2 separate regions of the Homo sapiens genome follow, and region 2 is linked to region 1. A link is a contact called in ENCODE Hi-C data. All regions are on one chromosome and are shown on one strand. Each heading gives the region's core, a stretch centred on a gene start or an enhancer-like site at or near the end of the contact. The rest is flanking DNA. Distances are from core to core; before and after follow the strand shown.

Evidence for each region. A loop is a pair of places that touch in the nucleus more often than their neighbours do. Pooled maps may share reads with other maps.
Region 2: a loop to region 1 is called in a map with no recorded cell type, with 10 times the contacts of the local background. The contact joins two enhancer-like sites. A Hi-C loop is called at or near these places in 3 of 37 single-sample maps with no recorded cell type and 3 of 50 pooled maps.

Annotation. Positions count from the first base shown.
Region 1 is chr9:99,056,832-99,064,645 of GRCh38, reverse strand. It overlaps COL15A1 (collagen type XV alpha 1 chain), which reads right to left. Exons shown (of 42, transcript NM_001855.5): 36 at 4,693-4,757; 37 at 2,547-2,675; 38 at 2,342-2,401; 39 at 1,537-1,596. Among named protein-coding and RNA genes, the nearest start is that of TGFBR1, 44 kb to the left of the region's middle. Within about 2 kb of position 5,190, at least 18 of the 41 ENCODE cell types and tissues checked have a DNase peak (open chromatin) inside an H3K27ac peak, as active enhancers do.
Region 2 is chr9:99,758,295-99,766,108 of GRCh38, reverse strand. All of the region lies in intron 2 of LOC101928438 (a long non-coding RNA gene), which reads left to right. Among named protein-coding and RNA genes, the nearest start is that of NR4A3, 60 kb to the left of the region's middle. RefSeq lists an enhancer at 3,481-3,530. Within about 2 kb of position 3,473, at least 2 of the 41 ENCODE cell types and tissues checked have a DNase peak (open chromatin) inside an H3K27ac peak, as active enhancers do.

The sequences.
Region 1 (7,814 bases), core at 3,941-6,440:
GCTATGGCTTCTCAGTTTCTTTCTCATATTTCTCCCATCAGTTCCTTTTCAGTTTTGCTCCTCATAGTCTAATCCCTTCTGACTGTATAGATTCTCTTTTGGGAATCCAACCAGCCCCGTAGTAATTGCATGGCTCATCTACAGCCAAGATCCCACTGTGGGGTTTCAGACCTTCAGAACCTATTCCTTCCTGGTAGTCTCCACTCAGGTTTCCTCCAGGCACCTCAGACTCACCATGCTCCAAATTAGTTCCTCCTTGGTCAATAGCAGCACAATAGAAAATGCCCCCACAATCCCTGCCATAAGGAGTGGCCTTAGACCTTCAAACTCATTCTCCTGGTAACTCTTGATTGGGCTGGGAGTGGGCAATTGACCCAAGACAGACCATATAAACTATCTCTCCCAAGACTCTGAACTGAGTCAGTAGTACTGGGGTCAGCAGCTGTAAGATCACACAGACTTAGGGCAAGAATCAGTGCCAGGGTGACCCAAAGCTGTGTGCAAGCTCATGTCACCTATATATGTGTTTTGGGGTGAGGTTGGGAGGAAGAAAGACCCTTTCAGAAGGTGGTCTATAGAGAGAGCAAAGCAGACTAATAGAGACAAGAGTCCCAGGCCTGGCTGTTCTTCCTGTGATGGAGTTCCATGAGGTTTCTATGCTGATTTAAACGAGATCTTTACTTAAGCTAGCAAAGGAATAGAGAGACTTTCTAATCCCAGCAATGAAACAATCCCTGGAAAGGAAACTGTCACCACTCAATCATCCAAGCAGAAACCTGGGCATCATTCTTGACCTTTCTCATCTTTAATGCGCCATATTCAATCAATGACCCAATTAGTCACTTCTGCTTCCTTCATGTCTCTCCAATTGCCCACTAGTCTATGGGCTCACTGCTGTGATTCTAGTTCAGATAACACAGGAGTCACCTAACTGGCCTTTGGACCCCTGCTCCTGTCCCTTCTGATTAATCTGCACACTGTAGCCAAGGTAATTTCTGAAACACTAGTGTTGTCATACCTGTTTCCTGCTTTAAACCCTTCTGTAGCTCCCCATTGCCCACAGAAAATGGTCAAACTTTTTGGCTTGGCTTGCAGACCCTTGAAACCTAGCACTTGCTTTGCTGACTTCCACAGACTAAATGTCTCCCTTTTCTGCCTTGAACTCTACTCTTTTGCCTGTAATTTAATACTAGCAATTACAGGAATGCACAGCCCTTCCCCTTACCTCCCTCTATTCCATCTTCCCTTTGCCTCTCTCCCACCTGGCTCACTCCCGAACTCAGCTGTCCTTTGGGTCTTAGTTTGGAGGTAACCTCCTCCAGGTAGACGTCTCTGCCCTCCCTTATACCCCCAGCACCCTGTGCTTGGTTCACCCAAACAACTTACCACACTGTATTGTAATTCTCTGTTTTTTGTTTGCCTCTCTCACTAGTCTATAAGTATCATGATGGTAGGAACTGTGTACTAAGCATGAGACCTAGCACTTAGCAGATATACACTCAGTATTTGAAGATTAAATGTATAAATTGTACTTACAGCAGGCTTCTCATAATTGGCACTTGAAATAGGGTTTGGTGGAGGCAGAAGCTGATGTGGCTGTTATGAAAAGGAGGAAAAGAAACAGTTCTGAATATGCATTCAATCTGTTCTTCAGAGTGTATTGAGGTGCAAGTGCAATGTTTCTTGAGAAGATGCTTTAAATAATTTGCCATTGTCTGTAACTGTGACTCTTAACTGTAAAGAGTTTCATGACCTGCTGAAGAAATCATCTTCAGAAAGGGAGAAAATGTTCTCAAGAGTTTTAAAAAGAGCACTGAATCAAGGAAGGGCATTCTTTTTGATAAACCCATGTTTAATCACCAACTCTTTCACTTAATAGAGAAAGCTACCTCTTCAGAGCCTCAGTTTCATAATCTGCAAAACGGGGATGATAGTACCCACCTCAAAGCATTGCTCTAGGGCTAGAAGATGGACAATGCCAGTTGCCCATGTTCTTATGAGGCAGATGGTGCCAAAAATTAAAGGAATCTTCTAGATTGCTTATACCAACCAATGATTCCACAGATGAACAAACTGAGGCCAAGATAGAGGAAGCCCTCTGCCCAAGAAGATTTGGCTACTACATGGGAACAGCAGGTCTCCAGCCTCTGGATCTAGTTATTCCTCCGCTCTACTGTGGGAACCTCCTGTTAGCACCCATTAATTTCTAGGATTTCACCAGATACTAAACCGTGCACAGCTGACTGTCCAGAGTTTGGAGAGCTTGGTGCTAGATACCAAGGAGGACTCAGGAAATGCTGATAAATGAATGCATGAGCAGTCCAACAGGGTAACTACTCACGTTGCTGGAAAGCGCAGGGGGTGGAGGGCTGTCGGCAGGAATGGGGATCAGTTCTCCCAGCTTTAAGAAAAACAGTACATTGAAATGAAAGATCAATTACAAACTTCTCCCATTTCAAAACAGAAAAAAATGGCATTTATGGGAGTAGATTATTATTTTTAGAGGGTATTTGAAGGCAGTGTGTTAAAGGAAGTTTAGAAATTACCTGTAATTTTTTCCAGCCATCTCTAACACGAATGAAAAACTCAGTGCTGTCCCTCAGGTAGATGAATGTTCCTTCTATAACCAAATGCGCTTTCTGCAGCATGTCATCCATGTTGCTGAATGCTGTGACCTGTCAGATCATTTAAATTCCAAACACTGCCATTATCATTAGAGGAATGGCACCATCTGATAACCTGGCCTCTCTGTAAAGTCAACTAGGAGCCGTCCCCAGATACTCAATAAAGAGGCTTGTTAATGTGCCAGATAGAGGTATATACCTTCATTAGTAACTAAAGGGCATTCTTCTTGATAAAACAAAAACATGTATACTTTGAAACACAAATCTAACTTATAATAAATGAATTAAAACAAAAATGACAATATTATGTGAGTATAAAGACATTTACAAATTGTCAATGGAGTTATCTTTGTTTTGGTTTGGGTATTAGCAAAAGCACTGGTAAGTTTTACCACTTCTATTTTTTTAAGCTACTTGGTGGCACTAACATGGTTAAATGGTGTTACTTCATGCTGGTCCTTGAAGAGTTTCAAATTTTTCATTTGGAATAAGAAAGGCAAGCAAGTGAGCAACTATACTTAAGGTCTTAAATCTTTTTTGTCTAGCTTGGTAGTTACATTAAATGCATGATAGAAAATGGAGGTCTGTAATTTCTCTGCCTAGAAAAGTGCCAAAGATTAGACAGCCATTTGGCATATCTAGAAGCACATACAGAAGCTACAAAAATCTATTGAATAGCATCAAATCTCAAAGAAATAACGGCCAAGAGAGTTTTTATTTTTCATTGTAACTGAGAAAGATTATAAAATATTAATTTTCACCTAGCCTTGAAGATAATGGCTTTGTGCATCAAAATGACTTAGATATCCCCAAGGGAACCAAATATCAGAATTCCATCATATGTAGGACAGTTCTTTCTTTTGGCAGCCAAATTTTGCAACTAACATCCAGCAAAGATCAAAGAGCATTTTTGGACTCCTGACATCCTTGTGAAGTATTTGTCCATTTTTCTGTGCATTACAGTAATCTTGGAGTGCTATGTCTTGTTCCAACGAACTGCAGGGTAACGAATGTGCCAGAGATGTTCTTTGGCAGAATGGAGAAGACTGAATTATCCAAGTAAATCTGACCAGCACAAGGACCTGTTGTAACATTGTTTATGCTCTTGGGCTTTTGTTGTTTTGTTTTTTCTTTTTTTTCTAGAGATGGGGTATTGCTTTTTCACCCAGGCTGGAGTGCAGTGGCACAGTCATGGTTCACTGGAGCCTCGACTTCCCAGGCTCAAGTGATCCTTAGCTTCTCAAGTAGCTGGGACTACAGATATGCACCACCACACCCAGTTAATTTTTACATTTTTCTGTAGAGGCAGGATCTCACTATGTTGCCCAGGCTAGTCTTGAACTCCTAGACTCAAGTGATTCTCCTGCTTCAGCCTCTCAAAGTGCTGGGATTACAGGAGTGAGCCACCGCACCCGAGCAGGTTTATGCTTTTTGAAATACTATTATTGGTGGCCAGGCGTGGTGGCTCGTGTCTGTACTCCCAGCACTTTGGGAGGCCAAGGTGGGAGAATCACCTTGGTGGCCCATGAGTTCAAGGCCAGCCTGGGCAATGTAACAAAAACCCTGTCTCTACAAAAAAAAAAAAAAAAAAATTAGCCAGGTGTGGTAGTGTGCATCTGTAGTCCCAGCTACTCTGGAGGCTGAGATGAGAGGATTACCTGAGCTCAGGGAGGTTGAGGCTGCAGTGAGCCGTGATCTCACCACTGTACTCCAGTTTGGGTGACAGAGTGAGACCCCGTCCACCCCTCATCCAGCAAAAAAAAAATATATATATATATATATATATAAAAATATATAAGTAATATGATTGGTTCTTGTTATAACTTAGTCAATTAAGGATTCGAATGGTGGAACTTACATATACATGATTTTGTTTTTTCACGTCTTTTTACTTAATAAGTCATCCAAATAGATAACAAATCCCTTCTACTATTTATGGAATTGCACCAAGCCTACTATCATGAAGGCCTGATCCCCAAGGGATGTCAGACACAGGAGATCGTAGGCAGAGTTTTAAGTATATCTATCCCAAATGGAATGATGACTACACACTGATGATAATACTGACCAGGTTTCTGGATCCGGGAAGCCCTGGCTGTCCTGGAGGGCCAGGGGGACCTGGAAGGGCCACAGCTAAGACAAAACAGAAAAGAGAAGTTACACAAAAACCACACTCTGAAAAATGTCTGAGGTATCAGCTGACTCCCGGAGAGAAGTGTGTTCAACCCCATTCACAGCGCCACAAAGCATCCCAACTTCCACCTGTATCTTGGGTGCTGTGCCCCCAGCGTGTGACTTAGGCCACATTGACTGGTTCAGGGAAGAGCTGGGATTCTTGATTGTTACCCTGGATGAAGCCATGGCTAGTGCTTTTCCGTTTCATAAGTGAATCAATTCCTTTTGTGGTTGTTTTATAAAAGCCAGCTTAAGTTGAATATTTTGTCACTTGCATTCAAAAATGTCCTGACTCATATAACTTATTTCACCCAAGAGACAAGCATGTGACACTGAACAGAGGAAGCAGGCTCAGAAAGAGGAAGAGAAGGCTCTAGGGAGTGGGAGGAGACCAGGGTGGTGCAGTGACAGTAGCCCTGGCCTTGGGGCCAGAGACATGGACTCAAGTCCTTAAGTTTGTCCATTCCTAGCTGTGTGATCTCGAGGAAACAGCAAGCTCTCCAAAGCTGTTTCCTCATCTGCAAAATGTAAAATAGGCATTTCTTCTTCCCTGGGCTGCGGTGAGAACTGAGTGCTTTGAAAATTGTACATGTACAGCATTCATCCGGCCAGGAGCTCTTAGCTTTTGAAGAGTCACAGTGCCCTTAAAAATCAGATCAAGGTTAGTGCCCTCTTTCCCAGAGAAATGCACACATAATTCTATAAAAAAATATTACTGGGATGACAAATCCTGGAGGTATATCCTTGAACTCTCTAGGAGTCTATGATTCCTCAACTGAAAAGCCCTTACTTTAGGCAAACATAAAGTAGTATAATTACAACTATTCCTTTGGCTGTTCTTCTACCTCTCTCATCCTCTGCTCACCCTACCCCCGACAACTCCTCCAAATCTGCCAAGCTCTTGGCAGAATTAAGGGTGTTTTTACAAGCCCCAGTAAAATTATACAGTCCTTCAGGTCGTTGCAAGCAAATGTTCAGTTCCAACATAGGACTTGAACACCCACACACAGGTGGCAAATGTCTAGTGGATAGAGGGCCAGTGGACTCGGATTTGGATCCCAGCCATGCCTCCTAATAGAATTTGTGACCTCAAGTAAGTCTCTTCACCTCTGTGAGCTTCAGTGTCTTCATCCGTGAGATGAATTTTATAATAATATCTGTTTTATCTTCCTCCCAGGGTTGCTGTGAAGACTACATGGGATAATGGCCATGAAAGTGTTTTGTAAACTGAATTGCTATACATTATGTGAGAAGCAATCCTTGCTCAATGCAGCAAGGCATCCCGGCAGCCCTAATGTAGTGTTGCTGTGGACAACAGTTTTTCTCCACCTTGCACTCACCCTGTAATATGCCTCCACCTCCTGTAGTCCTACTCCTCCCTCATGGCTGTGTGGGCACCTGTGGTTCCATACACTCGGCACCTTCTTCCTTTGTAGGACCAGTGTCCTCATCTCCTTCTCTTGGGACCTTCCCTTCACCTCTACAACCATTTGGTTCCAGAAAGAGCTACCATGTTCTCATGTGATCCGACCTCCTGGTCATAGGTGATTTGTCCAAGATTGGGTACCTCACCCAAGTCAGGCCCATCAGGACCCTTCTCTAGGACTTCCCCATCCCAGGACTTTTCAAACTAAAATAGTAAAAGAAGTTCAAGATTTCTAGCTGACAGTGGAAGCTGTAAGTTGTCAGTAACCATATTTCCCGCTGTGCAGAGGATGTGGTTTGTGGTGAGGAAGCGTGAAACTGCATGCAGAGAGAAGCCGAGACAAGAGATGGCCAGAGAATCCTTGCAGGGGTTGAGTCCCTGGCTCTGGCTGTTCCTGAGGTCCAGCTGTTTATCTACCTCTCCCACAAGTTGACTGTTCACTCCCTCCTTCACACCCAGTACATTTCCCCTTTGCTTGAGCTACTTTGAGTTACGTTTCTATCACTTGCAGCCAAAAGATCCAAGGCTAAGTCAAAGCCCCAGCCCCAAAGTCACCTCCTGTGTAAAGCTCTCCTTATGCCAAGGACTCTGTAGGTCTCTTTCCAGGTATGCTTCCACCATACCTGGCTCCTGCCAAGCCAAACAACAAAAAAGTATGCCTTCATGCTATTATTGCTGCTATTATTGTCTCCTCCAATGGACATAGTAGAAATAACACAGGCTTTGGAGCTACACTGCTCTGGGTCTGAATCCTGTTGGTGTCACTTATTAGCTGTGTGACCTTGGAAAGGTTCCTAAATGTCTCTGGGCCTCACTTTCCTTACCTGTACAATGGGGATGTTAATGCTTTTTTTAAAGTGTTGTTGTGAGGTTTCAATAAAATACCATAGCAAAGTGATTAGCAAAATGCCTGGCATCTGATACATGCTCATTACATAGAGATTTTCTTTAATTTTGCCAGTTTTGCATATGAGGAGGTGAGGCTCTAAAGGATGAATAGATTTTTATATACAGAGTTCCAGTCACTGCTGGTCATTAAGACAGGTTCTCACGCCCCTAAGGCATTGACAAAGCAGCCAGGAAGTTTCCACTCACATGTGAAAAGATGCTCAACATCATTAGTCATTAGGGAAATGCAAACCAAAACCACAGTGAGATATCACTTCATACCAAGTAGGATGGCTATAATCAAAAAGATACAATGAGGATACCATAATATGGGAGGAGAAATTGGAACCCCCTCATACACTGCCACTGCTGATGGGAATGAGAAATGTTGTGACTCCTTCGGAAAACAGTCTGGCAGTTCCTCAAAAAGTTAAACATAGAGTTACCATATGACCCAGCAATTTCTCCTACGTATATACTGAAGAGAACGGAAAACATGTTCACATAAAAACTTGTACACGAAAGTTCATAGTAGCATTATTCATAATAGCCAAAAAGTAGAAACAACCCAAATGTCCATGAACAGATTAATGAATAAACAAAATGTATATCCTATACAATGCAATATTATTTGGCCACAGTAAGGAATGAACTCCGTGCTGCAACATGGGTGAACCTTGAAAACACTGTGTTAAGTGAAA
Region 2 (7,814 bases), core at 2,224-4,723, 700 kb before region 1:
ATCCTCTCCCATTTCTTAGTTGAGGTATTCGTCAAATAGAATAATCTTATCCTCCTCTTCCAGGTTCTTCTTGTAATATCTCCATTATGACTGGAAGATGGAATGTTCATTCCAAAAGTCAGATTTGTTGGGATTCTAAATCACATTTTTCAGAGTTCAAAGTTTCATGTTATACGAGAACTTGAACTTTTCTCCATATAATATTTGGATGTAGCTGCTCCCAAGGACTGAACATAATGTTGTTTACTTCTTGGCACGGAGACCCATGTTGGTCAGTACAGAGACCTGGATGAGAATAAGGAACATTCACCTTTCTCTTCCAAATACCCATTATTTGGTAGAGAGAGAGAGATTTTGGTAAAGGCTGGCGAAGGAAGCATTATGTGAGTGGATGCTAAAGTAGCATAATAGTCATTAGACAAAACATTTTAAAGGGGGTATAATAAATGTAGAAATAGAAAACACAATTATACATTTAGTTTACCATTGAAAATAAAAATAAATGTACCCAAATGGTAGTTACTCAAAGGCAAAAATAAAAGTGTTCATGAAGTTCCAATAAACTTACACATAGTTTAGTCTGAGATATACTTACAAGGTCAGCTGGTTTTTTGTTAGATGCCTTCATTGCAGACTTCTATTACCCAGAGGTAAAATTTACAGTTATTTTTCATGTAGGGAAATAGAGGAAGAGCAAGAAACGTTCTCCTTCCTCACCTCAGTTCTTTGATGTGGATGGAGTGGGGGTGAGGTCGTAGGAGAGAAAGAGGGAAAACCCAGAAATGAGGTTTGGGGAAAGAAAGAAGTGGAAAATATTAAGGGAAAAATGTGGAGTGGTGAGGAGGAAAAGGACAGAAAAAGACTATGAGGAAGGAACAAGAGACAGGAGTCTGGCTCTAAAAGCTCCATTTTGTGTACTACTTGGTGAAGGAGACAAAAACAACAATTTTGGGTAGTGGAGACTCACCTGATTTATTATTTACTATACAGGTGCCCTCCACGTTGTGGGGAATAATTTGGGTCTGGGGCCACTATGAGGATTTTTTTCTGCAGGTACTAATATTCTGAGGTGTGATAGAACTTCTCTTTTCCTGGGACAGGAATAAAGTGAACTAAGAAGAAATAAACATTTATCAAGTACAAATGGCAAGATCTATGACAAAGTTTCCTGGGAATTAAGGTCTCTAAATCTTCATTTATTCCCACTATGCTAGTTTTCCTGTTATTTTTCCAATTTTTTATTTTGGTGAGGACTGCCTATAGCATGTTCTCTAGTAGGCGAAAAAATGAAAGAGTTTTTCTAAAGAAAAATTCACTACTTTCTTAAACTTTACCTTGAATAGCTGGTATGTTAACTTGCCTCTATTTTTATAAATTTTTAAGAGGAAACTTGATGGTTTTCTGCATAGGTAATTTTTAAATATTACTTAGCTGAGCCATGTGGAGAGATTATTTCTACTGTTGATAATAATTGTTTTATCTCTGGAAAGCATAAAAAATAGAGTATTTATTTGTATCTGTCACAGCACATGCTTGGTTTACAGAGGATTCTTTGTAAAAATTCACAAAATTATCAATTTAAGGTCTTTGTAGCATATATATATGTATTTATATATATTCCTCTGTAATTATGAGAATTGTGGACACTTAAACTAACTTGTATATCTGCTATATTTCACATCTGAATGGTACTGCTGGTTTTTATTTTTAATTTGATTTGTATCTTTATCAAACCAACATAAATGCATAGTTTAAAAAGTCAAAACAAATAAGACTTATGATGAATACAGCAGTGTCCTGTGGCATATTTTCCCACACCTGATTCCTGTTCACTGTTCCACTTTATTAAGTTTTTCACCTCCTTATTTCTAAACAACAGACTTATATTAACTTTAAAACTCCTTCATTTTATGCACCAATGACTTTCCACTATGGATAGTGGGGCTTTAGTTTTCTTAGACTATCTATTCCTCCTTCCTGCCCTTCTTATTCTACTGTCAGGTCACAGTTTTGGTTAAATTGACATTTAGAAGTACTTTTTAAAAATTCTTTTAAATATTTGTACTCTGAGAATTTATTTTAAGAGAATAATCAGAGGTGTGCATAAAAGATTTACATACAGGGATGGTCATTACAGTATTTCAGTAATAATGAAAAAGAAGACAAAATCTGAAGTCTAGCATTAGGAGTTTTTTGTTAAAAATCTGTCTTCACCTATTCATGTAATAAATTACGACGCAACCATTAAAAACAACGTTTTTTTAAGACTGTTAATGACATAGGCAAAGGTTCATGATACTCAGAATTAACAGTATACCTAGTTTGATGCAAATTTTATTTAAAAAAAGAAAAAGAATAAAAAATATATATAATATGAGACTATGGAATGCTGTGTACCAAAATGTTAAAAGTGATTTTCTCTAGATGATCAAATTGGAAAGGAATTTTGTTTTCCTGTTTAATTTTTTCTGTACTTTCCAAAATGAATTATGTTGGTAAATTGCTTTCTAAAAGTGTTCTACTATTTTGCAATATCATCAGCCATACTGTATTCTCAATACTACTTGATATGGTGCTATTATTTTCAAGGTTCTTGATATTAGATGTGGTCATCTTCTTTTTATTTATATTCGGACATTTTTGTGGAATTTTGACATGAGTTAAATGCATTTACCCTTAGCTATATTTTATAGGAAGAAATAAAACTCTCGTAATGTACATTAATCATTCTAAATTTATTTTTGCTAATTTAATTGGCAATATCCCACATTATTTTTAGTTTTGTTTCTTTGTGCTCAATTAATTTTTTATAGCTTTCTTTTCTTGTTGTACATTGACTGTTCTCTGAATTACTTCTATATCCACTCACATCCTTTGGCTAGTACATTTTGAGATGATAAGACAGGGTTAGAGATTATTCAAAGCAGAGAGAACAGTGTGAGCAAAGGCATGGGATAATGAATTGTGGAATGGGTTTGGGAGATAGCAATTCCACTTTGAAAGGAGTGTGGTGTGCTTGTAGGAGAATAGGTAGGCAGGAAAATGTAATGCCCTGGAGGTGTTGAACATTGCTTGCTCTTCCCCACCTCCTTCTCAAAGAATCTCTTCTGCTCAGGGCCCTGCTTCCAATGAGTCTATTCTCTAAACCTGTTATCCTGCCCATTCCCCATGTGATTGGATCACAGCTGATTGGAATAGAGCGGGCTTCTGATCCAAGTACCCATCATCCATAGGCTGTTCTGTGACATTTCTATGGTCTAGCATGAAAAGACGGGCCATTTGGAATTGGTAAATTAAGAGACTGAACCAATTAGTGGGGGCAGAAACTACAAGGAAGTGTTGAGAGTTATCAAGGTTTAAAAGGTATTGGGAGTGACCACATTGTGCTGTGTTAGCCGAAACTATCAGAGAATGGAAACTGCATAAACAGAGGAAGCAGAGTAATAGAAGGGAAACTGAAAGGAGAAGCAGCAACACGGATAGAAAGAGAGAGTGGTTGAGTTTTAGAGCTTTCTTGTTTTCTGACAGTTATCAATTGAACAATGAGTGTGCTTTAAAACATTTTCTTACCTGGGTGTGGTGGTGCATGCCTGTAGTTCCAGCTACTGGGGAGGCTGAGGCAGGAGGATCACTTGAGTACAAGAGTCCAAGACTAGCCTGGGCAACATGGCAAGACTATGTCTCTTAAAAAAGAAAATTCCAGGCATGGTGTGGTTCATGCCTGTAATCCCAGCACTTTGGGAGTCTGAGGCAGGTAGATCACCTGAGGTCAGGAGTTCAAGACCAGCCTGGCCAACATGGCGAAACCCCATCTCCACTAAAAATACAAAACTTAGCCAGGCGTGGTGGTGCGCGCCTGTAGTCCCGGCTACTCAGGAGGCTGAGGCAAGAGAATCGCTTAATCCAGGAGGCAGAGGTTGCTGTGAGCCAAAATTGTGCTGCTGTACTCTAGCCTGGGCATCAGAGCAAGACTCCATCTCAAAAAAAAAAAAATTTTTTTTTGAGGTAACTTGAGTAGATCTCTAGTCCTTCCAAGCATGTAGGCATTTTGGGGGCCATATTATGAAGAACTTTGGATGCTAAGGAAAGACATTTGTAATTGCTAGGCAAGGGATAAATATTAAGAATTTTTGAGGTGTGGAGTAATATATGAGAAGTATATTACATGAAGATTAATCTGGTAGTAGTATGTAGGAGAGACGGAGGAACTGATTCTGGAAGCTATTACAAGAAAATATGTGGGAGGTAATTAAAGCTTTGAGGATATGATAGAAGGAAGGTAAATGAGTGGATAGATGTAAAACATATAACAAAGGCAGGATCAACAACATATGATAATTTATTAGATACAAGGGACTGGGAAAAGAACAAGTCAAAGTTGAAGCTCAGATTTTAAATTCTGGGGATTAGAAGTTGGTAAGAGAAATAGGAAAGTCCTATTAAGAGAAATAGGAAAGTCAGAAGGACCAGACCGCTGTTAATTTCATGTTGGTTGAGTTTCATGTGCTGGTAGGGAAGTACTGTTTTGTTCTGCTTAAATAATGTTTATTGAGTTCCTAAACCTTGTTTTAGGCTCTGGATGGCGGAGGTGAGAGGTTGAAGTACAAAAATGAGTAAAATAAGGTTTGTGCCTTTGAGGAAACTCTAGTGTTATGGGTGAAGTTATCTTTCAGGTAGAGATGTACGCGTGGAGCTTGGGAGAGAACTTTTGGACAGGAGATTCAGGTGTCAACAGAGTCCCAAAGAAGTGGATTATGAATGGATAGACAGAGGGGATGCAGAGAGGAGGACTAAGGCTAAAACCATAGTGAAGAGCTTGTGTCACAGGGCAGGAGAGTCAAGAATAATCAGAGGAGGCATGGCCAGGACATTCACAGGAGAAGCAGGATAGTACAGGGTCAAAAGAAAAACCATAGGAATGGAGGGTTTCAGGAGGCATAAGGCCATCAATAGTTTTAAATGTCATAGGAAGCTTGAGAGAATGAAGTTGGTCTGGTGTGTAGGAGGTCATTTGTGATCCTAGAGGGAATTTGTGAGTAAGAGCAAGTGAAGAAATGTAGAAAGCAAAGGTAGACCACTCTTCTAATAGTTTGGGTTTTGAAGGGATGATAAGAGGAGGAAACTTGTGGGAGGGGGCAGAGTCCAGAGAAGGTTTGGTTTGTTTGTTTATTTTTAAAGACTTCATCTACATGAGGAGGCAGAAGAAGAGATCACTGGTCTGGAGGAATCAAAGATTCAAGAAAAAGAATGGAAGGAGCAAGGAAGTAAGGATTTGGGAGGGTTCATGATCAAGAGTAAAGGTGAAGGACATGACCTTGCCAGAAGGAGAGACATTCATTTCATCCTGGAGCCAAAGATTGAAAGGCAAAATACAATATACAGTGTGAAGGAATTCAGAGGGGAAGAGAAAGGAAGTACAAAGAAAAACACTTCAAATGGCTCCAGTTTTCTCAGAAAAGTAGCTAACTAGAAGTGGAGTCTTGTGATTGGGGATTTTAGGAACCTAGAGGAAGAGAAAGTTTTGAAAGGCCACTGAAGAGAATGGAAAAGGGAATTAATAAGGTAAATGAGAGGATTTTTGAGTGGTAATCAAGAGACAAATAGGGATGAAAAGTTGAGAGAAGAATCAAGAAAATGAAAATGATTTCAAATGCTAGCAGTACTCATAGAATTTTACAGAATTCCTCCCTCCCCCACCTACACGATTTTACAAATGAAGAATTTAATTCCAGAGTGGGTAAGCAACTTACTGTGAGTTTGTTGGAGTTCTAACTTCTGCCCTCCTTCTTTCTGAATGAAAAGAGATGTGACAATTGATTATAAAGTTAATTTAAGGAATTGATTCAAATTTGAAATCTGACTAAACCTGGAAAATATGAAATTGACCCAATCAAAAGATCAGAGCCTATATATATTAAACAAATGTGATAGTTGGTCAGTAAGTCAGAAGAAATGATTCAGGAATATTCTCTTCAGTGTGTATTCTGGGTTAGAATATTTTGTCAAATGTTTACATAATTATGATTTTGCACATAAATATTTAAATGTCTGGTTGATACAAAGTAACTGTCAATTCACTTACTGTCTAAAGAAAACTCAGTTGTCACAGTGCCATTCTATAATAAGAGTCCAGTTTCCAGGGTAAAAGTTACAGTTGTGGAAGATAATCTGGAAAATTATTACATATTCAGAAGTAATCAATCATTTCTGGTAATGGAATGAGAATATTATTTAAACTGTTTTCAAAAGTATTCAGTTTATTCCCAGATCTCAAGACTCTGTTCCTTAAATTTCTATAAATCATCTTACAGATGAGGCTTTGACTTTCTGAGGACTCATTTTTTCAGCAGAGGTCCAAGAAAGGCTGAATTTCCTCATAGGTGGTAGGAGTGAAATAATATTCTTATTTCCTTGTGGACAAGATCAAATAATAACTTCATATTGAATCTCAAGAGTGACCATTAGGGAACAAATGATATAATCATAACTCTTCTGTGTCATTTCCATGTGCAATTTTAGTAGTTACAATGAATAGACACTTCTCAAAAGAAGACATATATGTGGCCAACAAGCATATGAGAAAATGCTCAACATCACTAATAATTAGAGAAATGCAAATCAAAACCACAATGAGATACCATTTCACACCAGTCAGAATGGCTATTATTAAAATGTCAAAAAATAACAGATGTTGGTGAGGTTGTAGAGAAAAGGGAACACTTACTGCTGGTGGGAATGTAAATTAGTTCAGCCATTGTGGAAAGCAGTTTGGAGTTTTTTCAAAGAACTTGAAACAGAACTACCATTTGATCCAGCAATCCTGTTACTGGATATACAACCAAAGGAATCATGCACTCATATGTTCATCACAACACTATTCACAATAGCAAAGACATGGAATCAACCTAGATGCCCATCAACAGTGGGCTGGATAAAGAAAATATGGTACATATACACCATGGAATACTATGCAGCCATAAAAATGAATGAAATCATGTCCTTTGCAGCAACAGGGATGCAGCTGGAGGCCATTATCCTAAACAAATTAATGCAGGAACAGAAAACCAAATACAGCATGTTCTCACTTATAAGTGGGAGCTAAACACGGAGTACACATGGACACAAAGAGGGGAACAAAAGACACTGGGGCTTACTTGAAAGTGGAGGGTGGGAGAAGGATGAGGATAAAAAAAACTACCTATCAGGTACTATGCTTACTACCTAGGTGATGAAATCATTTGTACACCAAACCCCAGTGACACACAATTTACCCATGTAACAAACTGCACATGTACCTGTTGAACCTAAACTAAAAGTTGGAAGAAAAAAAGTTTTAGTAGTCATAGAATAGACAATGGCCACAGTATTAGGGGGAATATTATTATTACCCTTGCATATTGCCAAGCACATTGTAATTGTTGGTATTCTTTATCCCACTGTGACAGCAGATGGGAATGCCATCAGTGATATCCATAGGCTTAGGCTTCAGCATGAGGTGGGGGTCAGTGATTGTCCTGGCCTCTTACCCTGGAGGTAAAATGGAAGAACTCAAGTTTTTTTGGGGCTGAATTCCAAGGAAGCCTCAGGAGAGTTCTTCACACTGAACTGGTACTGAAATCTTTAACACTTTTCTGAATTGGTAGACTTTGTCCTCAGGGTGGAGACAATACTAGTGGTATACCCATCTCTATTGGTGTGTGTATGTGGGCACACATATGTGTATGTAAGTATAAATGTATGTATATCCACTGCTGCTGGCAGTCCAGACTTAGAATTCCACAGGGGACAGTGGGTCTCCCACTCTTACTATCTTT